Linked DNA regions of Homo sapiens: region 2 is linked to region 1. Evidence: read pairs that join two places in POLR2A ChIA-PET (ENCODE). Cell type or tissue: endothelial cell of umbilical vein. All regions are shown on one strand. Links, peaks and the distances in the headings refer to the core of each region. The heading gives the core; the rest is flanking DNA. Region 1 holds the start of LOC105378847 (a long non-coding RNA gene). Region 2 holds the start of LOC124904216 (a long non-coding RNA gene).

Region 1 (16,129 bases), core at 5,156-13,155:
AGGGTAACAAGAGATTCCCGGCCCCCTGACACTCCCCATTTGTTCCCTGCCATGTTCCTTTTTAAGATGAATGACTAGCCTGAGAACCCAAAGGGGTCAAAATGGCTTAAGAGGTTATCTCTTTTTGATAATAATATCATTCGTATAATATTTAATAGTTTACAAAGCCCTTTCACTAATATATTACCCTGTTGGAGCCTCACTACAACTTTGTGAAGTTGGTTTCATTATTATCCCCTATTTACAGAGGAAGAAATCTGAGCGCTGACTGGTCAAACAAATTAGGCATGTGATCGCATTGGGACTCAGACTAAATGCAGATCCTAGGCACTGTCATCCAACAGTTGCTTTTAGTATAAACTGCCACATCCATAATCCCCAGGATCAGGAAGTTACCTTAGGCTGGTGTCTACGCACAAGGGACCCTAAGTGGACCAGAGGTAGACACCTGGCCTGAGGCAGCCTTTCCATCAGTTGGTTAATGACTCATGAAGATGCCTTGGGCAAAGAGCTCTACCCAAAGGGTAGCCTCACGGAACAAAGGCAACTGGACTTGCTCTCTCAGGCATTTGGATTGAGGGATTGGCCTCTTTTTTTTTCTTTTTTTTTTCTTTTTTTTTTTTTGTTGAGATGAAGTCTCACTCTGTCGCAAGGCTGGAGTGCAGTGGCACATTCTCAGCTCACTGCAACCTCTGCCTCCCGGGTTCAAGCGATTCTCCTGCTTCAGCCTCCTGAGTAGCTGGGACTACAGGTGTGCACCCCCACACCCGGCTAATTTTTGTATTTTTTTTTTAGTAGAGATGGGGTTTCACCATGTTGTTCAGGATGGTCTCCATCTCTTGACCTCACGATCCGCCCAAAGTGCTGAGATTACAGGCCACCGCGCCCGGCCGGGATTGGCCTCTTGATAAAGAGGGAAGACAGAGCAGACACTTCATAGGAAAAAAGCAGAAAGATAACAAGAGGGAGATGATCCTGGCTATGAGAAAGATAAAGGAAACAGCCAGTCCCTAGAGCTCCCTCAATCCCCGAACAGTTTTCTGGTTCCAGTTTGTGTATCTATGATAAACACTCCCTTTCCTGGAGTGCCTCAGTGTTTCTCTCCTCCTTAAAACCAAAGGAGGCTTTCCATTCTCTACCTGGTAGTGATCTTCGCTGACTTATTCCAAAGCAGTGGCCCCTGTCAACTATCCAACAGGAAGAGATATGGGGCAAGGGAGTCTCTCAGATCTCACTAGGGGAGGTGGCTGATCCTATCTCCAGATTTTCTGCTGCTCTCATTTCCTCTCTACCCACAAAGAAAGGCTCTGGCCAAACCAAGAAATTCAGCTCATTGTGGTCTCTCCAATTCAACTGGTGAGGTAGGCAACACACAGGACACATTACTCAATCCAGGTGGTTAATCTGGCTCTTCAAAGATCAACTTTACAAAAATCAAAATTTTTGAATCAAACAATTTATTCTATGATAAGGTAAACAATGTAGTTTTGATTGACAAACTCTGATACTGTGTTCCAAGGGGAAAGATTCTTACGAATAAAAAGGTAGGTTTGTTTCAGTAAGAGAATAGTTTTGGCTGGGCATGGTGTCATACATTTGCAATCCCACCACATTAGGAGGCTGAGGCAGGAAGATGGCTTGTGCCCAGGAGTTGGAGACTAGCCTGAGGAACACAGCAAGATCCTCCTCTCTACAAAAAATTTAAAAACTAGCCAGGTGTGGTGGCACGTGCCTGTAGTCCTAGCTGCTCAGGAGGCTAAGGCAGGAGGATTGTTTGAGCAGGAGGTTGAAACTACACTGAGCCATGACCATGACACTGTCTGGGTGACAGAGTGAGACCTTGTCTCAAAAAATAAAAATTAAAAAGGAAAAAAAGAGACACTATTTTTTAAATTATACTGCAGAACAATGTGATGGCCTTACAAAATCTGTTTTCTAAACACCTCTCTGTGACTAAAAGATACAATAGTTGGAAGAAAGGAGTAATTTGAAGGAATTTTCTATCTCAAGCAAAGACTTTATCCAGGAGGCTGTATTTTCCACTCACCTAGATATTATAAAAGGAAGTATAATCTGACTCACCACCTAGAACTAGTTTTCATACCTTTGCCTTTTTTTCCTCTCTTCATTTTTCCCTTTTCCATTTTTCCTTTAGCTATACTTTTTTTCTTTTTGGAGACAGGGTCTCACTCTTTCATCCCGGCTGGAGTGCAGTGGCGTGATCTCAGCTCACTTCAGCCTCAACCTCCTGGACTCAATAGATCCTCCCACCGCAGCCTGCCCCGGGGTAGCTGGGACTACAGGTGTGCACTACCATGCCTAGCTAATCTTTGTATTCTTTGTAGAGATGATGTTTCGCTATGTTGCCCAGGCTGGTCTCAAACTCCTGGTGATCAGCCTGCCTCAGCCTTTCAAAGTGCTGGGATTACAAATGTGAGCCACCATGCTTGGCTATCTATACTTTTTAAAAGATAATCTGCATCATTTTTTATTGTGTTCAAACTTTTGGGAGGGGCCATATTCCCAAATACTTTTACCTGTTTTAACAAGAAGCATTAAATATGAGGGCCCCAGGTATCTAAATCAAAGCACTTCAAAAGGCAGCTGGCTCTGCAATCCTGAATATAATAGTCTAAACAAATATGATTCAGCTTGAATTTGTTGTAATGCCAAGAGCTTTCCAACCAGGAATATCCTGACATGAAACAGAATTAAGAAAGTATCTGGATTCTTTCAAAGCTTAGGTATAGTGGTTCAAGCCTCTGGTTTTTTTTGTTGTTGTTGTTACCAGAGAGGTAGGACAATGAATGAATCAATTGGGGGCATATTTTGCAAATAAAAACAAAAGGGAAAAACAAACAAAAACACCTAAGATTGACAGACTTAGTAGCCTCTCACAACATTTAAGTCAGGAGATAAATATTCTGGCTTTCTGGCTTCTATAGTAGAGGGCAATAAGGAAAAAGGTTTTGGATAAGCCAACCCCCAGCGTCTGCCACAAACAGAATAGTAAGGGAGAGGAAGCAATCTAAAGTCACCCTCTGAGGTGGGAAGCTCTCAGGCTTATGCCCTAAAAGGTAAAGTCCCATTCTAGACAAGACAGTACTGAAATAGCTCTCTGGTTAGTGTTCAGTATTCTAGCTGAGTAACATGTTTATGGGCAGGCAGAGCAAAGATGCCTTCAGAGAAAATGTACAGGGAGGAAAGCACTGTCTAAACAGGAGATGACCTCACTGAAGAAGGCTTCCAACACCTCTGTCAGGCTCACAGCTACCTGATTCTTCAGGTCACAGTATGCACAGTGATTCTTCCAGGAGGCCTACCTGGACTTCTTATGCTAAATTATATGCCTTTGCCAAATGCTCACACATAATCTTGAAGTTAAGCCTTGTAACATCTCTCTTTCATTTGTACGCCTTGTTTGATGTCTTCTTTTCCTTTTAGACATGGAAGTTCTATGAGGGAAGAGTCCATATCTGTCATGTTCCCTGATATTTCTCAAACACTTAGCACAATGTTTGGCATATAATAGGTGCTCACTAAATTTGTTTTGGGTGGAGCTAAGCTGATTTGGCTCTCCTACTAAAATGTTATGCTCCTTCATAAGTCATCACATTCACAGATACTTATTATAATTACATAATTACTTATTTAAAATCTGTTTTTCTTACTAATCCTTTAGCTCTATGAGGGCAGGGCAAAGTCAGTTTGATGTGACTCCAGCATCTCTCATAGTGCCTGCTATATAAATATCGTATAGATGTTCAATAAATACTTGTTGAATAAATGATTGCTTTAGACAAGATATATAACCTCCCTGACACTCGGATTCCCAATCTGCAATCAATCATAACCACCACCATAAGTACCATGATGATTAAATGCCATGCATGTTCCCCATGGTGAACCCACAGACTGAAGTTCTGGGGTTTGCCATGGAATGAAAAAGCAGAACAGAGAATTCAGAGAACTAATCTGGAATCTGGTCCCAGAAGCTTTAATCTACAAAAGGTATGTGACAAAAATAAGGGACCATTTTCATTTTCTAGGGCTGTCATAACCAAGTACCACAGACTGGGTAGCTTAAACAACAGAAATCTATTTTCTCACCATTCTGGAGGCAAGAAGCCCTGGATCAAGGTATTAGCAGCGTTCATTTCTTCTGGGGCCTCTCTTCTTGGCTTATAGATGGCCATCTTCTCTCTGTCTTTACATGGTCTTCCCTCTGTGTGTGTCTGCGTCCTAATCTCTTTTGATAAGGACACAAGACATTTTGGATTAGGGCCTACCCCAATGACCTCCTTTAGCCTTGTCTCTTTAAAGACTCTATCTTCAAATAATTCCTAAGGTACTGGGGTTTGGGGCTTCAACATATAAATTTGGGGGTGTCACAATGTAGCCCATAACAGGGGGCATTGGAAAATATACTCCTATTCTCTCTTCAATTCAAAAAATATCTCATACATAATCTTCTGGTGGAGGGTAATAAGTTTTAAAATACCTACAGCCTGCTAAGAGGGTGGTCTATTAGCAACTCACACCTCAATATGAATTGCTTCATTGAGTGGAATGCTTTCCTATAAGCCATAAGAAACCAGCGGCCCAGGTGAGAGAGGAGGTCAAGGAATGAGAAATGAATCATTTTGATTCACGAGTTACTACTGGGAAGGGTAGAGCTGGGTAGGCCTGGGAAGAATGATAAATAAAATATTTTAGACATCTACTGTGTGTTGTGCAAAGAATTAGTGACATTAGTCCATTGTATTCTTTACATTAACTCAGTGAGACAGATGCGTTAACATCATCCTCGTTTTACAGTAAGAGAAGCTTAGACACAGAATAATTAAGTCAGAGCAGGGATTGGAATCTGTCTCAAAAAAAAATAATAAAAATAAAATAAAGCCTACCTACTCATATAATTTCAGGAAAAAACCCAGCACTATCTAGAGTGACCAACAATCCTGGTTTTCCTTGGACTAAGGGATTTTTCTGGGACAGAGATTTTCAGCACTAAGCCTTAACCATAATAATAATAAAAAAGAACAATAAAAGGAGAGTAATTAAAAATAAATTATCATGTATTAGAAGACTTTGCTTGGGCCAGGTTACATGAGAAGACACATTGAAGTAGTCAGTTGCTTATACTTTTTTTTTTTTTTTAGACAGAGTCTTGCTCTGTCGCCCAGGCTGGAGTGCAATGGCGTGATGTTGGCTCACTGCAACTTCTGCCTTCCGGGTTCAAGTGATTCTCCTGCCTCAGCCTCCTGAGTAGCTGGGATTACAGGTGCATGCCACCACACTCGGCTAATTTTTATAATTTTAGTAGAGATGGGGTTTCACCATGTTAGTCAGGCTGGTCTTGAACTCCTGACCTCAGGAGATCCGCCCGCCTCAGCCTCCCAAAGTGCTGGGATTATAGGTGTGAGCCACCGCGCCCAGCCTGCTTACACTTTCTTATAATGAATGTTAGGATATAAATAAGCATATCTATACAAGAAATAAGAAAATGAAAGAACAAGGATGTGGGCTACACTAGAATAAAATATAGTTTAGAGAAATTTAAATTTATTCATGTGAGAATGGAAAAAGTGTCAATTTAATTGGAATAGGGATAACATGCAAAACAAATTACAATGTCAAAGTTGAAAACATGAGGACTCTGATATCCACAGCTGAGTTGTGTCTTGTCATAAACATAGGGTCTCTCTATATGTACAGATATATGCTACTTCATGGGACAGAGTAGTGTCTCTTTTCTTGAAATCCCTCTGTGCTTTGTGGCATCAAGTTAGGCACCAGTACTTAAAATGACCTTGGGGACCATGCTCTTGGATGGACAACAGGAACTTGATAATAAACTGTGTAAAGAAATAGTGGCCAGTCACGGTGGCTCATGCCTGTAATCACAGCACTTTGGGAGGCCAAAGCAGGCAGATCACCTGAGGTCGGGAGTTCGAGACCAGCCTGACCAACATGGAGAAGCCCTGTCTCTACTAAAAATACAAAATCAGCCAGGCATGGTGGCACATGCCTGTAATCCCAGCTACTCAGGAGGCGGAGGCAGGAGAATCACTTAAACCTGGGAGGTGGAGGTTGCGATGAGCCGAGATCGTGCCATTGCACTCCAGCCTGGGCAACAAGAGCAAAGCTCCATCCCAAAAAAAAAAAAAAAAAAGAAAAGAAAAGAAATTAGGAGTTACATGGAGGTTATGCGGCACAGATCAATTCTAAGTCTATTGAAAGATGTGTCAAAGCTTCTACGGTACGTATTTGCACCTGACAGCTACAATTGCAGACTGATACACGTGTGGCATTATAGTGAGTCAAATACCATGAGCAGTATTGCAATAGGTGATATATTTTCTGAAGTGGTGATCATTTTTTGAAAAGTCCAAACAAAACACAGTACAATCTTCCCTTTGTTTAGCTGGTGATTGCATTCCTAAATGGTTCATATTTGTATATAAAATGGAATTAGACCTTAGGCTTGGAAATATAAACAGGTTTTCCATGTACAAGAACCTTTATCTGTTGGGACATTAGAAGATCCCATATGATGACAGAAAATTCTTTGTTGTATGGGCTGTCTCACTATGGCAGCATGTCTCTCCTCCATGGTCTCAGTTCATTAAATGCTAGTAGAGCCCGCTCAAGAATGTCCAAATGCCATAGTTTAGATCCATTTCTTTGAGTGCCATCATAGAGGTGAGGGAATTCCAAGTGCTAATGGAACTGAAAGCAGGGCCAGGCATGGATGCAGTGGCTCACACCTGTAATCCCAGCATTTCGGGAAGCTGAAGCAGGAGAATTATTTGATGCCAGGAGTTCGAGACCAGCCTGGGCAAAAAAGCAAGGCCCCATCTCTACAAAAAGTAAAAAATTAAAATAATTAGCTGGGACCTGTAGTCCTAGCTACTCTGGAAACTGAGGTGGGAGCATAGTTTAAGCCCAGAAATTCAAGGCTGCTGTGAACTGTGAACACATCACTGCACTCCAGCCTGGGCAACAGAGTGAGACCCTGTCTCCCACCCCCAACCAAAAAAAAAAGAATTGAGACACAGCAAATATTACTGTGGGAAGAGAAACTGTAAAGGGGAAGGAGTTTGGATTCAGGTGGATAGAGGCTTGAACTTCACCCAACCTTAGACAATTTTTTTTTTAGACAGAGTTTTGCTCTTGTTGCCCAGGCTGGAGTGCAATGGCACCATCTCGGCTCACCACAACCTCCGCCTTCCGAGTTCAAGCGATTCTCCTGCCTCAGCCTCCCAAGTAGCTGGGACTTTACAGGCATGCACCACCACACCCAGCTGATTTTATATTTTTAGTAGAGATGGGGTTTCTCCATGTTGGTTAGGCTGGTCTCAAACTCCCGACCTCAGGCGATCTGCCCGCCTCGACCTCCTAAACTGTTGGGATTACAGGTGTGAGCCACCACGCCCGGCCTCTGCCTTAGACAATTTATATAACCTGCCACGGCTTCAGTTTCTCAGTTTTTTCTTCTTTCAGTTTCCCCACTTTTAAAATAGATCTATAATACTTCTGTTATGAGTTTGTATAAAGACTAAACAAGATTGCAATGTATATAAAATGTTTAACATTACCTTTCAGGGGCCACATTCCAAGTATTTTTTTCCTTGCCATTAAGTGAGAGAATCGCAGTTATCTCAAAGTAAGGGAATATCATGAGGGTAAGCGTCCCACAGCTCAGTTCTTGGAGAAAATAGAAAAGAAGAGAGACAAGAGGAGCATATAAAAGTGACTAATTCAGGAGGAGGTGACATCTGAGTTATCAAGTAGGATAAAATTACCTTGGTTCATAATCAGTAATAGGAGGTCTCAGTACAGCATAGTGACTCTGCTTGGGTTTTATACTCGGAAAACCTGGCTTCCTGTCTTAGCTCTGCTGCTTGCCAATGAGCTGGGGCAAGTCACTTCGCTTCTCAGGTTCTTTATAGGTAAAATGAGTTCAGTAATACCTGCCTTTCCATTTTATTGTGGAATTGAACTGAGATGTAGGATGGAAGGCACCTGGCTCGTAGCCAGACTCTTACACGCAGTAGCTCTTCCTCATCAGTTCAGAGCTGTGTAGCAGCCAAAGGAAAACTTCCCTTTTGCCCCCTAAAGGTTTGCTGAAAATCAGCTGACAAAAGGCAGATTAATAGGAGGAAAGCATATAAATTTATTAAAGTGCATGGAGGAAAATCCCAGATATTATCCCCTCTTTCTCCGTGAATTGGGGTCTAGATGTTTTTATGCCTTTCTTCTTAGAAGAAAGGGAGATGGGGAAGTATGAGTGATGTAAGGGGGTTAGTAAATGATTTTTAGGGGAATTTAATGGGCTCCAAGAACATATAATGGCCTGAGACAAAGCCTGTTGGGCTCACAAAGCAGACAATGTTTTGGGACAAAAGGCTGTCCAGGTTTGTTGACAGACTTGTCCTTTTTTTTTTTTTTTTTTTTTTTTTTTTTTTGAGACTGGGTCTCACTCTGTCGCCCAGGCTGGAGAGTGCAGTGGCGTGATCTCGGCTCACTGCAACCTCCACCTCACGGGTTCAAGCAATTCTCTGCCACAGCCTCCTGAGTAGCCCTGAGTAGCCAGGATTACAAGCGCCCACCACCACGCCCGGCTAACTTTTTTGCATTTTTATTTTAGTAGAGACAGGGTTTCACCATCTTGGCCAGGCTGGTCTTGAACTCCTGACCTCATGATCCACCTGCCTCGGCCTCCCAAAGTGCTGGAATTACAGGCGTGAGCCACCGCGCCTGGCCAACAGATTTGTCTTTCTTCCTGTGATATGAGTTTAGTTAATTAAAACTCAGGGAAGGGATGAGAGGGATTTGTTTTTTCCCTTGGCAGATCTGGACTGTAGGCAGATACGGGAACTTTAGATAACAATTTCATCCTGTGCTTTGGGAGAGATGGAGGATTAAGAGACGGGGTGCAGGGAGGTCAGAGAGAATTTTGAGGCTGCTTCCTCCATTCAGCATGTCAAAGCACCATATTTTGGAGTAGCCTTTTCTGAGCCCAACAGCTGCTAATCCAGCATCTGAAGAAACAGGACTGTTGAACATGAACTTCTGTTATTTATCAGTATTTCAGCCAGGCTAGGCTGGGCTACACTGCAGTTACAAGTAAATTCAAAATTTCCATGACTTAAACTTGAAGATATAGTTCTTATTCATTATACTCTCTATCATTGTCTGCTAGAAGCTTTATTCCACACCATTGTCATCCTTACTCCAGACCTGGGGCTGACAGAGCGACCACTATAGGAATATTGCTGGTTGCCATGACAACAAAAAGATAAGATGGTGAAGCATCTTGACTTTTACAGCTTCCACATACATTTCATTGGCCAAGTCACATGGCAGTGCCTCCAAGTATGGGGGAAATTACGATCCACCATATGTCAGGAAGGAAAGAGAACAAGAATGTTTGTGAACAGCCCTAATGACCACTGTAGTTAGGGAGCAAAGATTTCAAAAGATTTAATTATCTCTTTTCCCAGAGAAAGACTTGACGTGAATTAGCTTGTTGAGAATTGGCAGGTTACCAAGGATATGTTTTTCTTTTCTTGATGAAAATAAATTATTGGCAAATAGTCCTGCTGAGTTGTTGTACTTTTTGCAATGTTTTCCGTTGCCATGGCCCACTGCTGAATTTAACCACCCTAGGTTAATTTCAGTAGCTTTCTTTATTAGAGTTGGGAAGATTGTCTTTTCCTCACCTGTGGGTCTCTTCCTCTCTCCAATGTAATAAAAGTGTATCACTTTTTTTTTTTTTTTTTTTTTTTTTGAGACCGAGTCTCACTCTGTCGCCCAGGCTGGAGTGCAGTGGTGCCATCTCGGCTCACTGCAAGCTCCGCCTCCCGGGTTCACACCATTCTCCTGCCTCAGCCTCCCGAGTAGCTGGAACTACAGGCGCCTGCCACCATTATACTTTTCCTACTCACATTTTAAAGCCCCAAATTTCTGATGGCACCAAAAACAGAACTCTTGATTAGAAATGATGGGTTTGGAACGTCCAAGGTCTTTATGTATATTTTCCACTGAGTTGATTCTCTTTTCTTGTAACTCATAAGTGCTGGAAAATGTTGCTTCCTTTTCCATTTTTAATATTGAGGTGCTTCTCAGATGGTTCTTCTGTAGGGAACCTTCCTAAAACTCATGGGGTATGTCAATTATCTACTGCCACATAACAAATTACCCTAAATCTCAGTAGTGTAAAAGAATGATGGACAGCTGGGCGTGGTGGCTCACGGTTGTAATCCCAACACTTTGGGAGGCCAAGGTGGGCGGATCACTTGAGGTCAGGAGTTCGAGACCAGTCTGGCCAACATGGTAAAACCCTGTCTCTACTAAAAATACATAAATTAGCTGGGTGTGGTGGTCTGTGCCTGTAATCCCAGCTACTCAGGAGGCCGAGACAGGAGAATCACTTGAAACGGGAGGCAGAGGCTACAGTGAGCTGAGATCTCACCACTGCACTCCAGCCTGGGTGACAGAGCGAGACTCTGTCTCAAAAAAAAAAAAAGAAAAAGAAAAAGAAAAGAAAGAAAAAGAATGATGGACATTACTATTTCTCACAGTCGCTGAGGTTCAGGAATTTTGAAACAACCTAGCTGATAGTTTTCGCTTGGAGTCTCTCATGAGGCTGCAGTCAAGATGTTAGCTAGGGCTGCGGTCATCTGAAGGCTTGACAGAGGCTGGAGGACAACTCATGCACATGCTGGAGAGTGCTGACTGCTAACAGGAGATCCCAGTTCCTCCCAGCTTGTGGCTTCTGTAGGGCTGTTTGAGGGTCCTTTTCCCCAAGGAAGTGATGCAAGAACAGCAAAGACAGCTGCAGTGCTTTTTAAGACTAAAACTCAAAGTCACATACTGTCACTTCTACAGTATTCTGTTGCTTATGCAGAATGCATGGGCAGCATGGGAGGGCATTATACAGGGATGTGGTCACCAGGAGGCAAGGATCACTGGAGGCCATCTTAGATGCTGGCTATCACAAAAGTAGGGCAAGAATTCTCTCAATTCCCTTGAAGTCTACCCCAAATATAAACATAAGAATTACAAGGTAAGTTCTATGAAGGCAAGGATTTTTTTTTTTTTTTTCGAGACAGTCTTACACTGTTGCCGAGGCTGGAGTGCAGTGGTGTGATCTCAGCTCACTGCAACCTCCGCCTCCCAGGTTCAGGCAATTCTCCTTGCCTCAGCCTCCCAAATAGCTGGGATTACAGGTGCCCGCCACCACGCCCAGCTAATTTCTTTGTAGTTTAGTAGAGATGGGGTTTCACTATGTTGACCAGGTTGGTCTCGAGCTCCTGACCTCGTGATCCACCCACCTTGGTCTCCCAGAATGCTGGGATTACAGTCGTGAGCCACCATGCCTGGCCAAGGATTTTTTTTTTTTAATCTTTGTTCACTGCTTAGTACTTTGGACATTGCCTAGCACATAATAGCTTCTCAATAAATGTTTTTGCAATGAATAGGTAAGAAAAATCAAGAAAACTTTTTAAAAATCTCTCAGTTAAACATTACAAATACTGTTTTTCAGCTTCAAATAAGGTATATAAATGTCTTGGAAATGTGGTAGTGTCATCACACTGTAGATAGCCAACAAACATTGAGAAAATAGTAAGACTTGCCAAGTTCCCTCCAAATTGGTGTTTAGAAGTGTGATTTTATTAGGGAGGCAATGTAGCACAGTGAATAGATGCAAAAAAACTGAGATTTTTGTCTAGGTTCTACCACCAGTTAGCTTCGTGAATTTAAGCAAGACAGCCTCATTCTTCCTACTTACAAAACCAGAGACTTGTATTAAATGATATTAAAGGCACTTCTAGCATGAACATTCGGATATTGTTTATTTGATCTCAACTTGAATTTTGCCATACACTTAAAACTAGGCCTATAAGACAATTTCTGATGTAATCTATTTATTGGATAGTTCTTTCATGTGCATCAGGCTTCAGTCTAAAATGTGTGCATAGGTTTGGGTTTATTTCAAGACTGTGGGGTGAGTCACTAAGTCTATGTGTATAAAGATTCTAGAAGTCCCTTGGGAAATAATTTACTCTAATGGAAGTGACAATTTGGTTCAAAAACAGTGTCTCAAGAATTGGAAGGGAAAGGCAATTTTTAAAATAGCTCCATGTCTACCTATCAAATTATCTGATTTCATAGCCCCCATTTGCTCATGTTTGAGTACCCAAGAGATGGGGCTGGAAGTAAAATGGATGCATTAAAATCTACAGTAATTTGACACAGATAACTTTTTCATGTGTTATTTATAGCTGAACACAGTACTCTAAGAGTGGTCTAACCACAGGAAGAGAATGCAAACACTTTTCTATTTGGAACAGTATAAAGTTAGAATTTTATTTTGGAGGCAGTGCATCGTCCGAACTCTTGATTCACGGTCAATAATCAAAGCTTCAAATAGTGTAGTAACCACATCTTCATCTATACTTTTCATTAAATACCCTCTTGTCAGATTCATCCTGTTGTTCTCAGTCCAGGTCCTTTGGATCCTGCTTTATGTCACTTATGCACTGGCAGTGTTTTGGTTAGTGTTCCAACAGGAAACTGACCGGAGTGCCGGGAAACCACAAGGGGTTGTCCAGGGCTAGTAACTTCAGAGAAGCTGACAAGAAGAGTGAGGATCAAGGCAAAGCAGCCTTCTTGTCTCTCATAATGAGGGAGTCATAGGCTGGACTGCAGGGAGGGGATGTCCTCTATCCATTGCGTCTCCTGCTGGAACTCCCTGTGGCCAGACCCAGCTGTAAGCCACAGGAGCCTATTGGCATGGTTTGTATAAGCCAGCCTCCCTACAGAGAGCAGGGTAGAGAGTGGATCTGGGAGAGCAATGGACTTCTCTGGGACATTAATTAAAAGGTAGAACGTCCAAGACCATGAATGGAAATCCTTGGCATACCCACTAGACATTTTTTCATTTCATGTTGATTCATTAATCTGAAACATACTGACCATATGATATATCTTAACCAGGAAAATTACTCTACATTCTTTTTTTTTTTTTAATTATACTTTAAGTTTTAGGGTACAGGTGCACAATGTGCAGGTTAGTTACATATGTATACATGTGCCATGCTGGTGTGCTGCACCCATTAACTCATCATTTAGCATTAGGTATATCTCCTAATGCTATCCCTCCCTCCTCCCCCCACCCCACAACAGTCCCCAGAGTGTGATGTTCCCCTTCCTGTGTCCATGTGTTCTCATTGTTCAATTCCCACCTATGAGTGAGAACAGGCGGTGTTTGGTTTTTTGTCCTTGCAATAGATTACTGAGAATGATGATTTCCAATTTCATCCATGTCCCTACAAAGGACATGAACTCATCATTTTTTATGGCTGCATAGTATTCCATGGTGTATATGTGCCACATTTTCTTAATCCAGTCTATCATTGTTGGACATTTGGCTTGGTTCCAAGTCTTTGCTATTGTGAATAGTGCCGCAATAAACATACGTGTGCATGTGTCTTTATAGCAGCATGATTTATAGTCCTTTGGGTATATACCCAGTAATGGGATGGCTGGGTCAAATGGTATTTCTAGTTCTAGATCCCTGAGGAATCGCCACACTGACTTCCACAATGGTTGAACTTGTTTACAGTCCCACCAACAGTGTAAAAGTGTTCCTATTTCTCCACATCCTCTCCAGCACCTGTTGTTTCCTGACTTTTTAACGATTGCCATTCTAACTGGTGTGAGATGATATCTCATTGTGGTTTTGATTTGCATTTCTCTGATGGCCAGTGATGGTGAGCATTTTTTCATGTGTTTTTTGGCTGCATAAATGTCTTCTTTTGAGAAGTGTCTGTTCATGTCCTTCACCCACTTTTTGATGGGGTTGTTTGTTTTTTTTCTTGTAAATTTGTTTGAGTTCATTGTAGATTCTGGATATTAGCCCTTTGTCAGATGAGTAGGTTGCGAAAATTTTCTCCCATTTTGTAGGTTGCCTGTTCACTCTGATGGTAGTTTCTTTTGCTGTGCAGAAGCTCTTTAGTTTAATCAGATCCCATTTGTCAGTTTTGGCTTTTGTTGCCATTGCTTTTGGTGTTTTAGACATGAAGTCCTTGCCCATGCCTGTGTCCTGAATGGTAATGCCAGCAGCACATCAAAAAGCTTATCCACCATGATCAAGTGGGCTTCATCCCTGGGATGCAAGGCCGGTTCAATATACGCAAATCAATAAATGTAATCCAGCATATAAACAGAACCAAAGACAAAAACGACATGATTATCTCAATAGATGCAGAAAAGGCCTTTGACAAAATTCAACAACACTTCATGCTAAAAACTCTGAATAAATTAGGTATTGATGGGATGTATCTCAAAATAACAAGAGCTATCTACATTCTTAACATACTGATGTCTCCTTCTTCTAGTGCAAAAAAAAAAAAAGAAAACTAGCTTTATTGAGGTATTGAGATATAGTTCACCCATTACAGTGTACAAATCACTGTATTTGTATACTCTATCCTGTAATTGTATTAAAATAAAGTTTACCCATTTACAATGTACAAATCAATAGATTTTAGTGTATTCACAGTTATGCAACCATCGTAACAATCAATTTTAGAATATTTTCATTACCCTAAGAGACTCCATACTCATTATTATATTTTATAATATTTTCATTACTCTGCAAAGAAACTCCATACTCATTCTTATTTGCTCCTCATTCCTCTTCAATGCCGCCAGTCCCCGGCAGCCACTAGTCTACTTTCTGTCTCTGTGTATTTGTCTACTCTGGACATTTCATATAATTACATAAAAGGTGGTCTTTTGTGTTTGGTTTCTATAATATTGTAACACAGTAAGAAACATATATTTGGTCTCTGTCCTTGGTTCCTGGCACTACAGCTCCTGAAACCCTGGGAGTCTCTGGAGAGAAGAGAGTAGCTTTTGTATGCTAATGAGATGACTAGTGGTTGGAATCTCCTAGATAGCCTCAGGATTGTAGGGGTGTGTGGGGCTAGTTGCCAAGGAAACCAACCCAACCATATCATTAGAAGGTGTGAGCTTTCAAACCCCCCAACCTCTCAGGAAGGGAGAGGGGCTGAAGGTTAAGTTGATCACAAATGGCCAGTGATGTAATCGATCATGCCTACATAATGAGGCCTCCATAAAAGTCCCCGAAAACTGGATTGCTGAACATGTGGAGGTACCTGGGGGGTGGCACATCCAGAGAGGGTATGGAAGATCTGCATTCCCTCCCCGATACCTTGCCCTATGTATCTCTTCCATCTTTCTGTCAATCTGTATCTTTTGTAATATCCTTTTAATAAATGGGTAAATGTTTCAGGTGTTTCCCTGAGTTCTGTGAACCAGTCTAGCAAATTAAACCCAAGAAGGAGATCATGGGAACCCTAATTTATAGCCAATTGCAGTTAGAAATTGCAATTGGTATCAGAAGTGGGGGGCAGTCTTGTGGGAATGAGCCCTCGACCTGTGGGATCTGATGCTAAGTCCAGGTAAGTAGTGTCAGGGTGGAGTTAAATTGTAGGACACCCAGTTAGTATCTGCAAAAGAACTGTGTGGTGTGTGGAGAACCCCCCTACATATCTGGTGTCAGAAGTTCCTGTCGAGTGGTGTGTGAAAGTAGGAAAAACACTTTGTTTTTTCCTGTCCCTATCAGCTTCTTTCACTAAGTATAAAGTGTTTGAGGTTCACCCACGTTGCAGCACATATCAGTGCTTCATTTATTTTTACCGCCAAATGATATTTCACCGTATGGCTATCCCACAATTTGTTGATCTGTTCATCAGTCGATGAACATTTGGGTTGTTTCTTCTTTTTGGCTGTTATGTATAATGCAGCTATGAAATTCATGTACAATGTTTGTGTGAACATATGCTTTCCTTTCTCTTAGGTATATACATAGAAGTAGAATTTCTGGGTCATATGGTAAATTTATTTTAAACCTTTCAGGAACTGCCAGACTGTTTTTGGCTGCACCATTTTACATTCCTATCAGCAGAGTGTAAAGGTTCCAATTTCTTCTCCACATCCTTACCAACACTTTTTTTTATTTTTTTTTAAGACAGAATCTCACTCTGTTGCCAGGCTGGAGTGCAGTGGTGCGATCTCGGCTCACTGCAAC
Region 2 (16,129 bases), core at 5,315-13,314, 420 kb after region 1:
CCATTTTTACCTTGGTGTTAAATTAATGCTTCATATTTGTAACTTGGTTAATGGCTGCTGGTAGTCAAAATCACTGGTTGCCATTTGCTCCTCAGCTGGAGAGGGAGAATGTCTGGTTTACATTTAGGGTAAATGCAGAGTGAGATGTCTTTTTTTCTGATATCACTCCCTGTAACACCAACTGGGTGTCCTAAAATTCAATCCTATTCTGACATTAACTACTCAGAGTTAGCATCAGACTCCACAGGTTTAAGGGCTCCATTCTACAAGACTGCCTCTGCTTCAAACTCAATCACAAGTCCCAGGAATCCAGGCTGCCTGTACTTCTGTTTGACTTGACTATAAATTTGGGGGTTCCCATAACGCTCTCTTCAAATTTGATAATTTACTAGAGTAACTCATAGAACTCAGGAAAACACTTTACTTACCTTTATTGATTTATTATAAAGGATACAACTCAGGAACAGCCAAATGGAAGAGATGTAAAAGGCAAGGTATTTGAGGGCAGTGGGAGGATGGAGCTTCTCTGCTCTTTCCAACCTCACCACCCTCCCAGCACTTCGATGTGTTCACCAACCTGGAAGCTACCTGAACTCCATTGTTTAGGGGTTTTTATGAAAATTTCATTATGTAGGCATCATTGATTAAATAACATTGGCCGTTAGTGACTGAAAATCTCCAGTCCCTCTCCCCTTTCCAGAAGTTGATGGTGGGCGTAAAAGTTCCAATGCTGGAATCACATGGTTAGATCCTCTGGTGACCAGGCCCCATCCTGAAGCTACCCAGGTGCCTACAGTGAGTTACCACATTAGAACAAACTTAGGTATGGTTAACAGGGGCTCGCTATGAATAACAAAGGACACTCTTATCAGGAATGGGGCTCTGTGATGTGACATGGGGGCAAAGGCCAAATATGACTTTATTACACACATAACATGATGCTGTATAAGAAAAGTCTCACAGGAGAGCGAATTCTTATTCCAACTGGCTGATGCAATTTCAAACAGTGCCAGATAGTTCACTTAAAAGGTCAAGCTTGCTTTCAAGGCCAAAACAAGGCAGTCGTTTAAGTCACTGATGCCCTGAGTCAATGACTAAGAAAGTTATTTCCTAAGGGACACCTCCTTGACATGATGACAGGTCACTTCACAACATGCTCCTGTAGTTCTCTATCCCTTCCATTCATAACATTTATCACAAACCTATAAGTAATTGTTTGATTAAAGGTTTATTTCTCTCTGAGGTCTGGTCTACATGTATCATGCTTATCAATGCACCCCAGGGCTTAGCTTGTAGAAGCTGCTACTAAATATTAATTGAACAGATACAAGAGTTTTAATTAGACCTCCTTGTTTGGAAGCAAAAACTGCAAAAATATCTTACAATCTTCATACCTTCTTACCTTCAATTTACATCCCAAATTCTACATGACATGAAAGGCTTCCTGAATCCTTTAGCAGAGACTAAAGACTCCATTTGAGCCCCATCAGCAGAGAAGACGAATTTAGCTCAGCCATAGCATTCAGAATAAGTTAGGGCAGCTCTGGGCACTCTGAAGTGATAGAGTAAGGTTCTTCTAAAATAACGCACAAATAACTAATATGAATCACATAGAATGCCTACATTCCAAAAAAGGTGACAGGTCATTTCTCCACATTAGGCTGGCTTCGGGCTTCATAACTCAGCAGGATTCTGCAGCTTCACTTGGTCTTAGCAAAGAGGAGAAACATGGGCCCTCTGGAAACAGAGTTTCAATGGTTTTCCAGGAGACAAAAGATATACTCCCCATCTGGAAGTTTGACACATGACTTCTAAATCAGGGTGGGGCTCTGTCATAGCTGAGTGACAAAATCAGCTGCACAACACACAGAGTCTCTAAGTTTCTCCTTTATACACAGCAGATGAATCTATGGTTATTTCTTAGCAACCAAATTTGAAGGGCAAAAAGACTGTGCCAAGAAAACTACAAGTGTAGTTTTTTTCCTGTCTTTTCTCTCTCATCCATGCACAAAAAATAATATTTACCTATTTATATTTGACAATACCATCTGTTTTTATTGTGTGGAGAGTCTTATCCATTTAAGGAAGGCAACAACTTTGTGACTCTCAGTTGAAGAAAGGTAGAAATGAAGAAGGCCTTATGTAACACCAACTTGTGTCACCAACAGCAAGTGGAAATATTACATCTTGCACATGCTCTGACACTAGGTGTACTCGACAATCATGATGAAGTTTCTGCTGGGTGCAAAGAACTGGCCCAGGTAATGAAGGCAATCGAAAGGTGTCACACTCAGACCTAAATCTCAAAAGGAGCTTATGCATTGGTGAAAGAAGGCATAAGTACAAGAAAGATCAAACAAATGAATTATACAGTTACATCTTAAAGTAATACATGCTAGAAGAACAATAGTCACTGTACAGGGTTTATGAGTTGGACCAAGAAAGATGCGTAAGATTTATATAGTTAGGGGGTGAAGGAATAAGGGGTAAAAGGGGTTGGTTAATAACAGGGCACATAATATTTTATGTGGAGGAATGGAACAACAAATAAAGAAGGCAAAAGAAAGCCAAGGTCAATTTAATGAATTAGTGAGCAGATGCATAGATGGAGTGGAATTTATGAGACAGAAATGATGGGGCTAAGAGTAGAAAGGTGATTAGGATCAAATGCTAATTAAGTCTCAAATTCCACACTAAAAAATTTTCAAGATTTAACTCAGGCCCAGAACATAACAGGCACCTGAGAAATTATTGCTTTAGGGGGTAAATATGTCACTTTTAGAATATTCAAATCTTTTTACAAGGAGAGAGGAATTTAGGCTTGATATAAGCAGTAGGAAGTCACTGGTGGTATCTGAGCAAGGGAATGACAGAAAAATACATTTAGGGACATACTATTATATATCAAGAAAATTAATTTGAAAGCATCAGAAAGAATTCATTGGAGAGAGTTCAAGATTGACAGCAGGAAGCCTAATTTTATATTAGGGTATATATCTAGGTACCTTGAGAAATAAAACATAAATGGACTTCAAAATTAAAATTCTGAGTAGAAAAATAGTTACGCTTTAAAAAATTAAACTTTCAGATTTAGCCAGTAAACTGATGCAAATGGACAAAGTAATTAGATTTTAAGGAAGCAGACGTTTCCTGAAATTCTTAACTGACTTTTTCCAAAGAGAAATAAATTTGATTTGTACTTTTTTAGACTAGGTAATACCTGAGTACTCTGGTGGAATTAAATACTTAATGGTAAAAATACCACTTTTAGAATAGGCAAAGATTTTGTATGAAGCTGTAACACAGAAGAACAGTCATTTACAACACACACACAAAAGGGTGCCAGATATATTCTGGGCCAGGTTAAACATGCTGAGATCAAACATCAACTTAAGAATACACTGGGCCCTGAATCAATGGAAAAATCATTTGGCATTATGACACTCACCATGCAATCAAACCTCTGTTTAAAATCAAGTTACAATTACTCTAATTATGGACAAACATTTCATTTGTTGCACAACTGGTACCTAATCAAACACTTCTGTAGAAGAGATGATTTCACCACAAGGTAACTTAATTTCAGTGCGAAATAAGTCTTTTAAATTATTTTTAAAGAGTGTTTTTAACCAATTTACATGTCAGAAATTTTATTTCTATAAAAATTACTACATGAACTAAGTCTAAATCAAACAAAAATGCCTTCCTCTACTTTGAAACAATAGTCTTCTCTCATAAACATTTTATTCAAATATTTCCCAGCAACAGGCTTGTGTGCACTAACCAGGAAGTGAAACCAAATATGATCATATTGTGAAAGCAGAGTAAAATGAAAGAACACAATTGGAATTATCTGAAGCATTATTAAAATTTCATCTGAAAATCCAATTCCCTTGGAAACAACAATTTAATCAAGGAAGTAATAAAAGGAATTTCAAAAGCATAATTCTTCATTTTCTTGTGTGGCAGTGTCCCCAGTCTTCTATGCAAATATCTTTTCCTGTAGCCAGGCTGGCTCATCTGAAACACAAGCTTTCACCAACCCGCCTGGTGAACACAGGGAGCAGGGTTAAGCAATCATTTTCATGCTAGTAAATCAACTCTGGTATAAACGATTGCAATCTTTAATGACTTACTTTGGAGAAAAATGTATCTTTTGCTTCTTAGGTAACAAGTAAATCACATTTCTCTTAATTATTTTTCTGTGGTTACTGTCATTCCCTTTAATCTATTGTAAATTATAAGCTCTCTAAAACCAGAAAATGTATTTTACTGATTAGTCTGCTTTTAACTGACTCAGTAACCTAAACATAGTGAGAGTTATTATAAGTACCTAACGATTATTCTTATTGTCTAAGGATAGTGTTAGCAAACAAAACTCACTATGGTTTACATTTTTCTGCTAAGATGGATACTAAGTAGGATCATGAATTTCTGGGCTCCATTACCATATCTCTTATTCCAAGGAGATTGGGTGTGGGAGAAGGGGCTAGAAGACACCATGCAAAAACAGAATATATTCTCATTTACTAATTATTATTCTTTATACTTATTTTTAATTTTAAGCAGGATTTGAGTAAGCTTAGTATTATATACAGTACAATATTCTTATGAAAATGTCCTAGCAATCTAAATAAGAAGGTAGTTCCTGAACTACCTATGACTTCAGCAAGTGATCAGGTAGCCCCTATTAGACACTGCACAAACACAATGCAAATCTGAATATTAGTGCTACTCTGCAGACAAAGCAGACATACTGCTGCTCTGTATAAGAATGAAATGTAAAAGGAAAAAAAACTATGAATAAATAAGCAGTGACAGACAAATCTATTAGCACGGTACATGCATGTATATAAATATATATAATAATCAAATCATGTGGCTAGTGAATTCTAGAAACACTTGAGAGCCTACTATGTTTTAAGAACAGTGTCACACTTAAGAAACTGAGTCAATTCTATTGCCATGGTGTTAAGAGGTTGAAGAGCCTGGCTAGTGGGTCTCATTCAGAGCTTGTCTGTGGACGCACCAAAAGTATTGAGGCAGGCCAGACCGCTAGTCAGTCCCGTTTTCTTTGGGGACCCTCTTTTCTTGTTACTCCCTCACTCACTTTATCAAATACTGCACTTTCACCACAGAGCCTGATCCTTTATATTTATATTCATTGAATTCTCTTGACAGGGAGAATTCATTGAGCATTTGCTGTGGTATGGGCTGAATAAGATAAGAAAGTATATTTCATTTTCTATCTATCCTTAAAACACTTATAAAGTTAGGAAAATGAGAAATTTGTACAAAAAGTGAACAGGAAAAAAATGAAGGATTAAATAGTGGAGTGGAACAACTCTGAACATCTATATAATGCTCAAAAGTTTATGGAGCATTTTTTTCATAGTCATTTAAATCATACACTTGACTTTAGGATAAGGATACAAGCTCAGAGAGAAAAAAAATTAGCTGCTGATGACACATGGCTGGTGAGCAAGAGCTTGATCCTATAACTGACACCAAACATGGTGCTCTTCCAACCATCCAAAGCTTCCTCTTGTAAGATGAACAGGTATAGCTCAGGGAATGGAGAAGGCAACATAGATAAGGTATCTCTGAGCCGTTAGGGATATGCAGGGGCTGGAGCAGGAAAAAAATCTCCAGCGGGGTAGTGGGGAGGGAAAGAGCAGAGGGGTGTTGCCTGAGGAAGAGCAGTGAGGCTGCAGAGGATCTTCACGGCCAGAGGGGGACGACTTCACAAATAAATGAGGCAGTGAGGACATTTACGGTTGGAGATTCCAGAATATGAGAGTATGGCTTGAATTGACTTACAAAAGAGAACAATTATAGATTCTAAAATAGAATGCAAGCAATATTTTAGGAAAACTAACCTGGTAAGGCATGAGAGATACAATGGGGCAGGATCGGGGGCCGGGGGAAATGAAGGTAAGGAAACCAGGCAGGAACCTACTGCAGTCATTCAATGCTGAAGCAGTGAGAGTGAAGACCATGGTAGTATCAGTGAGACTGACCAGGAATGAAGGAATTTAGGCAGAACTGTGGGTTCTGGCTGACTAGAGAGCTGGGAAAAGGGAAGAGCAGTAAAGTTGGGCTGGTGAAAGGCTCTGTTATAAAGTGCTAGTTAATATTCCAATATTCAGTGGAAGACCAAGGAGCTAACTGGTGAATTTTGCCCTTTCATATCAAAGCAAGGCTAATAATTAACATAATTAATCTTTTATGCTTTATTAAAGGTTTGGCATAGCTAAGGTTTGACTGAGTACTGTTCTCGCAAGTGAACCTAGCGGGAAAGCTGAAGAAGGTGAGATGAAAAGGCCATTTAGGTCCAGACCTAATGAGACACAGGTACCATTCTATTGAACCCAAAAAGGTATTTGTGAAAGGGAGTGACTTAATCCAGTCAGCGTCAAATCTTAAATTTAAAAAGTTAGAATTTGCCACTTTGGTAGCAGCATGAACAACTCGTTAAAAAGGAGAAATACACATAGGGAGGAGATCAGGATAGATCAATTGTCCAGATGATAAACAGGAAAGGTGGCTTGAACTAAGATGTGCCTGAGTGTGAAGAGAAGAGGGGATAGAAGCAAAAGTACTACTATTACTTTTAAGTGCTTTCGAGCAGGTTCTCTGCTAACTAGCTTATGGGCATAGACTCTAGGGCTCCTTAGGTATCCCTTAGAAGGACTTGGTAGCAGATTAGATGTTAAGGAGAGTCAGGACTCAAGGACAAGTGACTTATCCTAGCTTTGGCCACAGGGTCAATGATGAAGGGGGCTAATGAGTGTGTTATTTAAAACACTGAGTTTGCAGTACCTGTGGGCCATCCAGGTAGTGAGGTCTAGTAGGCAGCTGAAAACACAAACTGGAGCCCTAGGGAGAGGAAAAAATATAAATGAGTTTGTTAAGCTGTTTTTGCTGAAGACTTGGGCCAATGTTGGACTTAAAGACCTGCACTTGGTAAAATTTTAAAAGTTATTTAAAATAAATAACTCAATGCAGCCTCAGTCCATCTCCCATATAAAAGAACTCATTTAATACCTTCCTTCCAGAATATTTCCATTTAAAGTTGGGACAATTTAGTTTTTTATGAAGATGACTGAATTCATTAAAAGTTTATATGTTCGAAAACACCCACATATGCAAATCCGCATCCACATAACTACAAAACATCTCTTCAAATGACTTCTACTTGATTGTCCAACTGGAGATAAATAGAATTGGAAGCAATCAAAGACATTCTTTTTAAAAATAACTTGCAGCCTCCCTATTGCAGGTGCTCATTGTCTTCCTGATCATGAACTGTCAACTCACTAACAAAACATAAGGGCATATTTTTCATTTCACTTCAGTGTTAAAGAGCTGCTCCCTTTCCAAGCTACTTCATCTTTACTTTGTTCTCTAATGGTTGTAGAGATAGTGAATATATTTAGCATATCAACAGGGTTAATAGAAACATGAAGGAATTTCTGATGTGGTATGTGTTGTATTTTTATAAATACCAATCTCCTCTCTTTGCTAGCTTTGATAGAGTTGGAAAATGTTATCCTTTGGGAATTTAATTTTGAAGAACTGCTCTGGTTTTGTTTTTCCTACATTATCTGTCTCCGTTTAATGTACTATATACTTATGTTGTTTATCACTTTTCTCTGCACAGTAAGCAGTAAGCTCTGGTAGCACAGGGCTTCTATTTGTAGGGCTCACTGTGGTATCCCATCACCTAGCCCAGATAGTAGGGGCTCAGTAAATAGTTTTTGAGTGAATAATCACAAGTCTGTGATTATCTCACTTCAGGAACTTAATATGTCCTTTTTTCTTAGCAATCACACCCCAATCTTCATGCTCCAACTTAATTTGGAACTATGACTTCTATTGTATTTATACGCCTCAAACAAACTCTCAGAATGTATGTTGTGGTGGGACCCTGCAGAGCCCTGAAGGGTATTGGTACAAAGGAATTAACATGGGAAAAACTGCAGCAAAGTGTCAACAAAGGCTCCCAGTTTCTCCAGGTGATTTTTCTGTCCAGCTCTGTCTTATGAGGAGAAGTTATAATGATCTTTCTCCTACACACACTCTTCTGACTTCTGGCTTCCCTGATCTCAATTCCTATTTGCAGTATCTGTTTCAGCCCAGGGTGAAACAAAACTGAGGGGTCAAAACAAACCTGAGTTTGCATCTGCTGTTTTCATTGCTTGAGGCTTTGAATTTTTTTGTCGTTACCTTAAGAGAATAAGCCTGTATTTCTACACAGACCAGAAACTCACATTAACTTAATATTATAAGACAGAATAGACTACTTTCCCCCTCAAGGTTCTGATTGTCCTTCTCTGTCCTCATTATAAAACCTAATAATTTCCTCACTACTCTGTTTGATGGGATAATCATAGTGACCACTTGCATTCATTACACAACATAAATATTTTTCCATGTCAACTGGATTTAGTTTGTATGCATTATTGCATAATCAAATCCAAGGAGAAACTATTACCATACTCCAAATTGATATTAAGAATGAAATTAAAACTTCAAACTTAAAAAAAAGATGTATTCTGAGTAATTCATGCTATAGCTTTTCCATTTGATGTCTAAATATATGCTAGAAAAAAATATAGTTATTTTGTGCTCTTTGTGAAATGTAATCAATATATAATCTAAGCGAGAACTTTTAAAATCATTTGGATTAGGACTAATTTAATTCATAGGCCAATAATTCCAAACAAATCACTTATATCAGCCAGGCAATATTTAGAAAGGCTGTCATCATCTGCATAAAAGACAATTCACTTGACAGCACTCCTTTTTTGGGCAATGACTCAAATCAGCTAGACTGAAAATAAATCTAAAGGGTACACAGCTGTCATGTAGCTGCAAGTAGCCTTCTGAGCAATTACTTGATTCATTTTTCCCTATTTGTACAACTGGTTTTGCAAACAGGATTGCAATCCAACAAATGAATGCCCCGCACCCCCTCCCCTCCCCGCCCACTATGAAGAAAGCTTTTTGCTGTCCTTGGGAAGGCTCTAGTGGATTCCTTTGCCCTGATGGGCATGATAAACTGCACATGGTGGTTTCTTGATTTTATTTAATGAGAAACAGATCTTTAAAATCAATGACCTATGTGAACCATTTACAAAATAAGTGCTCCAAAATTTGAGAATATGATTTTATCAAAGGAATGTTGGCATCAAAGTTTGAAGGAAAGACAGGTGCCAGACTGGATTGCTATCTATGTCTACTAGGTACAGGCAATTTATTTTCATTGTAACATTCCATAATTGCTGTTTTAACATTTTATTATGGAAAATTTTAAACATACACAAAGGTTGAGAGAGTGGTGCAATGAAACCCATCTGCCCACCACTCTGATTCAACACCACAATACTCACCCTCATTGGATTATTTTGAAACAGATTCTAGATATATTCTGTCTTATTTCAGTATGGATCTCTAAAACAGAAAGAGTCTTTAAGATATAACCATAATATCATAATAATATCCAGTGGCATGCTGGTAAATATTTAACAACCAGGTTTCTGAGAAAAAAAAAAAAAGGACCCTGGTTCTTTGCCATTTTCCATGATTCCCACCATGGCCAATTTCAAAGTACCAACATGATGTCACTGAATGTGGAGTTGAGAAGAGATGTGTCACACATCATTATACAGCACTTCTACTCTGCAGATACCTTAGACATAAATAACCTTAAGAGCATAGATAACAACAAATTATAGCAAAATAATTAGGAAGTGAGAGTTTTGAGTATTTATTTTACTTTTAGTACTTTAAGTTTGTACAATTTAGTTTTTAATGACTATGTTTAACTAGCTTGAAAATTCCTATAACACAACAATCAGTTTTCACAAGCTTATGTGTGTCAGCTCTAGAATCATTACTGAATCATATACAAATAATTAACAATTCCTTAATATTATCAATTAACCAAATTTCTGATACATCTCTTGTCTTTTTTACTTAGCTATAGAGAAATAGCTTCAGCAAGAAGGAGGAGGAACTTTGCTTCAGAAAGCTACACTGAGGGCTCCTTTCTGGGTATAGCTCAGTCAGCTGTTAGTCTGTTGCCAGGAGGTTGAGTCAGATGCCTTTGTGATTATGTACCTTCATATCACTAAGGAATCACAGCAATGTGTTTAATTTGCTTTTTATTGCCTATTCTTTGGCTCTCAAAAGACAAAGAGTTTGAAAGGGAGTAGTAGAGAGACTTGGAAGAAGGGAAAATACATCTATTCCAGGTAGACAACCATGAGCTGATGGAGTGTTCTGACAGAAAGAAGATGGCTAAGAAGATGTGAGTTACTCTTCCGTGCTTGATATATCCCACCATTGAAACTTGGTTCGCAAAAAGTCCTCTTTAAATGTGCCTTCCAGAACTGAATATGGCACATTAGATCTGACACTCCTGAAGCAGATGGTAAAGTGGAGTTACTGCCATTCTTGATAAGATGCCAACACTGGACTGCAACTCCACTTTGGGCTCACAGTCAAGCAGAACTCAAGTCCAACCAATGAACCAGTGCCTACTAGCACTCACCAAGGCTCCACAGCATACATTCACAAATCCTCCCCCACCATCAAATTTGGTACCAGGCCGCTTTTCCAACCCTTCCTACTATGCCTTTGAACATGCTCTCTATTCTGATAGGCTAGCCTAACCTATTGTTCAAAAAACACATAATATACCATTTTTATTAAAAAAAATTCTTACTATGGAAATTTTCTAATGTATATAGAAGTATGAATAATATTATAAGGGTCCCCCATATACCATTTACCCAGCTCCAACAATGATCAATTCATATCACACCCATGCCAGGTGTCTTGAAGCAAATCCTGGATGTATCGTTTCATCCGCAATGATTTCAGTACTGCATACATTCTTTCCTATACACCTCTGCTCAAACATTTCCCGTCCACCCCCTTCTTCAACTTTCCATATCTTATCACATCCTGCAAGCCTCACCTCCTACGATGTTTCCACTGAACTTGTGAGTCATATGCCTTCTTGGGACATCTGTCTTATTGTTGTCTTCTTGTTCTTAACTCTTAAGTTGAACACTCACTGTCATTGGCCTTGAAAGCAGGAAACCTCTCTCACCATACATATAGTGCAAGAATTCACGTTTAACAGGGAAAGAACCAAAGGATATCCAATTGGTTTTATAGAGTTTATTAAAATTTGACACAACAATTTTATTCAGCATATTAACCAAATTCTGTATGTGGGAAATGTCTTGGTAAATGCCTTGGACAGGGCATGCAGACACAGTATGACAGGGTGGAAAGAAGACTGGACACAGAGCTAAAAGGCCTGGTTCTTGTCCTGCCCTTCTGTTTACATGCTATTTTGGGTATATTGTGTAACTTCTCTGAGGAATAGGAATTAATTTCAGTCATTCTTCCTCTCTCCCTCTCTAAATTGTCGGAATCAAATGTGATTATTATGTAAAGATGATTTTATAACTGATAAAGTACACTGTTGATGCTCATCTTTACCTGTAAATGCAGAAATCATTGACCATATCACTAGACAACAAGAAGAGCTATTGGTTTGAATCCTAAATGTATAAGGAGAATAAATTTAAACTCCCAACAGGAAAAAAGGGAATGTGATAGTGCAGAGATCAGATGGGATTAAGAATCAAGAAAACTCACCCTGGGAGGAATGTAACAGCATACCTAGTATCTTTTTTAGACCTCAAAACCACTGCCTTATAATTAAACAAATTAGAAATTACAAAGAAAGCAATATATGTTTTCAACTATGTAAGAAAACTTCCTATTACGTTAAAAATTGAATTAAAAGGCAAAATTCAACATCTGATTTCCTCTTCAAATAAAACTTTCCAATTGTATCCAATAAAATGGTTATAATTTTGAGTTTATGCTCTCCTAGGACATTCTCAATGTCTTTGACTTCTCAGTTTTGCATTCTGCTTTTCCAAAGGAAAATCATTCATATCAAACTGCAAAGATCTATCATGTTACATCAAACAGTACTTAAAGTCAATATAATTGAGGTTTTTTCTTCCTCCAGTAGAAAAGAGGATAGATGGATTTATCAAGAAAGCACTGTTCTACAAACCATCCTGCAAACTTCACTACCATCCTGCGAGAGATCTGCAAATAGGCTTAGCCCATCTAAAGTACCCACTGGGATATTATTATTATTATAAGGTTTCTTACAAGCAAATAAAAATTACAGGCATTGGAGAAAAGGCTTAAATTTTGTAAAACTCTGAATAATCTAGGCCAACATAGGAAAAGGATTTTTCAACTTTGGACATTAATATGACTTAGCAATAGTCGATAAAAACAACAGCTGCTGAGCCTGGTAAATCCAAATGAGATTATTAGGTCAAAATCATAGAAATACACAGAGAACATTCCAAAATTCCCAGCACACTGACAATAAAGCACCCAAACCAGAATCTCATTAGGGAAAGAAACATTTTGTTTAGAAATAATTTTTTTTTACTACGACTTTACCATGTGTAACATCTCTGGGATGTTACTAGAGAGGAAAACAATAAGAATCAAAAGTGTAAACTACTGAACAATAGCTTCCTTCATTTCCCTTCCCTTCTCATGAAACCCTACTGCACACACCAAATAACTATGTATTCTTACACCTTGTTCTGCATAAACAGACATTTATAGAGATTTTAAAAATCATCTGGGCGCAGTGGCTTATGATGGTAATCTCAGCACTTTGGGAGGCCAAGGAGGGAGAATCACTTGAGTCCAAGAGTTCAAAACCAGCCTGGGCAACATAGCAAGACTTCATCTCTACAAATAATTAATAATAATAAAAATTAGCCAGGCTTGGTGGCATGCAACTGTGGTCCCAGCTACTCAGGAAGCTGAGGCAGGAGGATAGCCTGAGCCTGGGAGATCGGGGCTGGAGTGAGCCATGACAGTGCCACTGGACTCCAGCCTGGGCAACAGAGCAAGACCCCAACTCAAAAAAAAATGGCCAGGGATGGTGGCTCATGTCTGTAATCCCAGCACTTTGGGAGGCCAAGGTGGGTGGATCATCTGAGGTCAGGAGTTTGAGACCAGCCTGACCAATGTGGCAAAATCTCATCTCTACTAAAAAAAAAAAAATTAGCCAGGGCTGCTGGCATGTGCCTGTACTCCCAGCTACTCAGGAGGCTGAGGCAGGAGAATCACTTGAACCCGGGAGGCAGAGGTTGCAGTGAGCTGAGATTGTGCCACTGCACTCCAGCCCAGGTGACAGAGCAAGACTCCAACTTAAAAAAAAAAAAAATCAGTTTTTCAAAACTTAGATAATATTAGAATAAATTTTTTCTTGTATAATAGATTGTTTTATAATAAGAAAACTACCACTCACTGGCGTTTGTTACCTTCATGCACAACAGAAAAAGAATCAAAGAAGTTTTAGACTCCTAACAAATGAAATATGAATTTATACCTTAGACTTATGTTACTTTGAATACTTTGAGTATTGTTACCCATGATGACCAATTAGCATAAAAGACTTTTCAAGGTTATAGTCTACATGTCTCAAAATATACATTAAAAATGTGAAGGGCCATAGTTTTCTTTTACTTGTCTATTTACTGAATAAGGCTGAATTTCAGAAAATGTGAAGATTGAACAAGTTTCAGGCTATAACGAAAATTTAGGGGCTTTTGTGATCTGGTCCTGAGACAGCTATAATTTTTTCTATTTTGTCAATAGTGCTTTTATTAGATCAACAACTATGCAAGTCTAATTTTTCATCATTAAGTAATTTGACCCTACTTTAAAAATTACCAGGAAAAAGTAAATTTAAGTCTAGTTAACTGAACTGACAACTTACAAAAGATAAATCAGGTGGAGCTTGCCTTAATAGGTCCCCCCAGTACATAAGACAAAACAAGTCTAGTGTGAGGACACATAGGCCCTAACAAGTAGCTGATGTGAGGTTGAAGTAGTTGAATATGCTTGTATATTATAACCATAATGGATGCCAATACTCATGATGAGATAACTTTATGTTAAGTATTTTTATAAGTGCTTATATAAATTATTTAAAACTCTCAACAACCCCATGAGATTTTCTCCACTACAGATTGGCAACTGAGACAGTTATGTGACTTATCTAAACATGCACAAATAGTAAATTCATAATAGTAAAACGAGCATCAATATGAATATTCTTCAAAGAGATCTCTGAGAAAAATAAAAAGTAGCTTAGCTCCATGGAATGAACAACAGGCTAAACATGGATTCATTCATTCATTCATTCATTCACTCAGTCATTCAGTAAATATTTAGTGGCTGTTATGTGGTAAATGGCCCTGGAGAAGCAACAAAATAAACAAAACCCATGATGTCCTCAAACAGGTGCTATCTCTACCTCATGGAATTTATAGTCTGGTGACAGAGACAAAGATTAAACAAATCCTCAGTTATTTTATTATAATCACAGTAAGTGCTTCAGATGCTGTGGGGCAGGTAGAGGAACCACCTTGAAGACTCTGAAACTCATAGGAGACTGAGCCACTGTGAGAACTGAGCCAGAGAGCTCAAAAGCTTGCCCTAGCAGATGACACTCTTCTCTAGTCCCTTAGCTAAAGGTAGGTGCAGAAATAAATAATAACCAAGATGTCATGAAAGCAAGACATGTTCAAGGCCAGGAGGTCTCTGTCTAGTTCCATATTTTTGGTACACGAGAGTAGCCTTGGGTTTGTGTTCAAGTTTCAAATGCTCCCAGGATTTTACAACTTTTAAAGGTAAAAGCCATATATTACATTAAAAAATTTTAATCTGTGAATTAGTCATTTAAATAATATAATTTGTACATTATATCAAGAGAACAGTTACTAAAATTATCAGGAAAATTTCATTCTTGGTATAGTCAATGCTTTCTGTTCTGAAGAATGTGTGAAGGTGGCTACTTCAGGCATGTGGTAGAGTAGAAGTCAGCAAAAAGATGGAGGAGACTGAACTCTTATCCTGCCTACCATCTGCCTTAACTTTAGCCAAGTTATGGAGTCTCTCAGACAGCCAGCTTTTTTTTTTTTTTTTTTTTTTTTTTTTTTTTTTTTTTTGAGACGGAGTCTCCCTCTGTCGCCCAGGCTGGAGTGCAGTGGCGGGATCTCGGCTCACTGCAAGCTCCGCCTCCCGGGTTCACGCCATTCTCCTGCCTCAGCCTCCCAAGTAGCTGGGACTACAGGCGCCCGCCACTACGCCCGGCTAATGTTTTGTATTTTTAGTAGAGACGGGGTTTCACCGTTTTAGCCGGGATGGTCTCGATCTCCTGACCTCGTGATCCGCCCGCCTCGGCCTCCCAAAGTGCTGGGATTACAGGCGTGAGCCACCGCGCCCGGCCAGAAAGCCAGCTTTTTAATTGATAAAAATAGAAATAACTCTACCTGGTCTACTTTCTATGTTCACAGTGATGACAACATCAAAAGTGATGGGAACTCTCTCTGCCCAGGAGGTTTTAGAGAACAGCAATCCATGAAAGAATAAGCTCCTCACAAATACAACCTCTATTCTCTCTAGGCCAAGAAACCTTACCCAATGAGCCCATAATTTTTTAGCTTTCTGGAAGACAATGAGCTAAGCTGCCTGGAGGGATTACCTGGTTTCAGCAAACCTCTCCTGTGCAAAGTGTCATTATTCTTCCATAGAACAAATAGTACTTCCCCCAAATCTTTTCCCATTTCCAGTCAGAAGACATAAATGTTTAGAAGCTATAATTTAAAAAGTTGTGCTAATATAAAGCACACTCACTGGTAACCTGAAATTTGACAATTTGACCCCAAATCATCTGGTTCAAAACTTAATCCACTCCTTCTCTGAAAAAGTTAGAAGCTATAGTAAAACTAGTAAAATGTCAGTAATCACAGTTTGACTTAAGTAATTACCATAGGATCTTCTGATAAAAGGAAATAGAATATTTAATCCTATGACTTTTTTCTAAACTAACTTTTCTACTAGTCTCCTCTACTTCATCCCACTGCCCTACTTGGTCTCGCAATATGATCTCTCTCATCTTCAGCACACCCTCCACACAGTTGCCAGTGTTACTTCCCAAAACTAATCTGATATAATCTCTCAAAACCTTCCTTGGGGCTCCTGGGCTCTTCCT

Evidence for each region. ChIA-PET counts read pairs that join two places held together with the same protein. Peaks named below come from ENCODE experiments on the same cell type or tissue, not always from the same donor. Only the 100,000 strongest peaks of a DNase experiment are listed, where the experiment ranks them.
Region 2: POLR2A ChIA-PET joins it to region 1 with 5 read pairs; 2 of 35 experiments call an interaction of 5 or more read pairs at or near these places.

Annotation. Positions count from the first base shown.
Region 1 is chr1:89,958,770-89,974,898 of GRCh38, reverse strand. LOC105378847 (a long non-coding RNA gene) reads right to left here and starts at 9,742. Exons shown (of 3, transcript XR_001738142.2): 1 at 7,602-9,742; 2 at 4,111-4,249. In endothelial cell of umbilical vein, for the core only: no CTCF peak of the experiment used is centred there; DNase peaks (open chromatin) are centred at 9,528 and 12,598.
Region 2 is chr1:89,540,665-89,556,793 of GRCh38, reverse strand. The region is part of intron 1 of LRRC8B (leucine rich repeat containing 8 VRAC subunit B); the gene reads right to left. It overlaps LOC124904216 (a long non-coding RNA gene), which reads left to right and starts at 5,905. Exons shown (of 3, transcript XR_007066214.1): 1 at 5,905-5,934; 2 at 6,243-6,310; 3 at 10,260-10,663. In endothelial cell of umbilical vein, for the core only: no CTCF peak of the experiment used is centred there; DNase peaks (open chromatin) are centred at 8,843, 10,143 and 11,023; H3K27ac peaks cover 3,629 bases.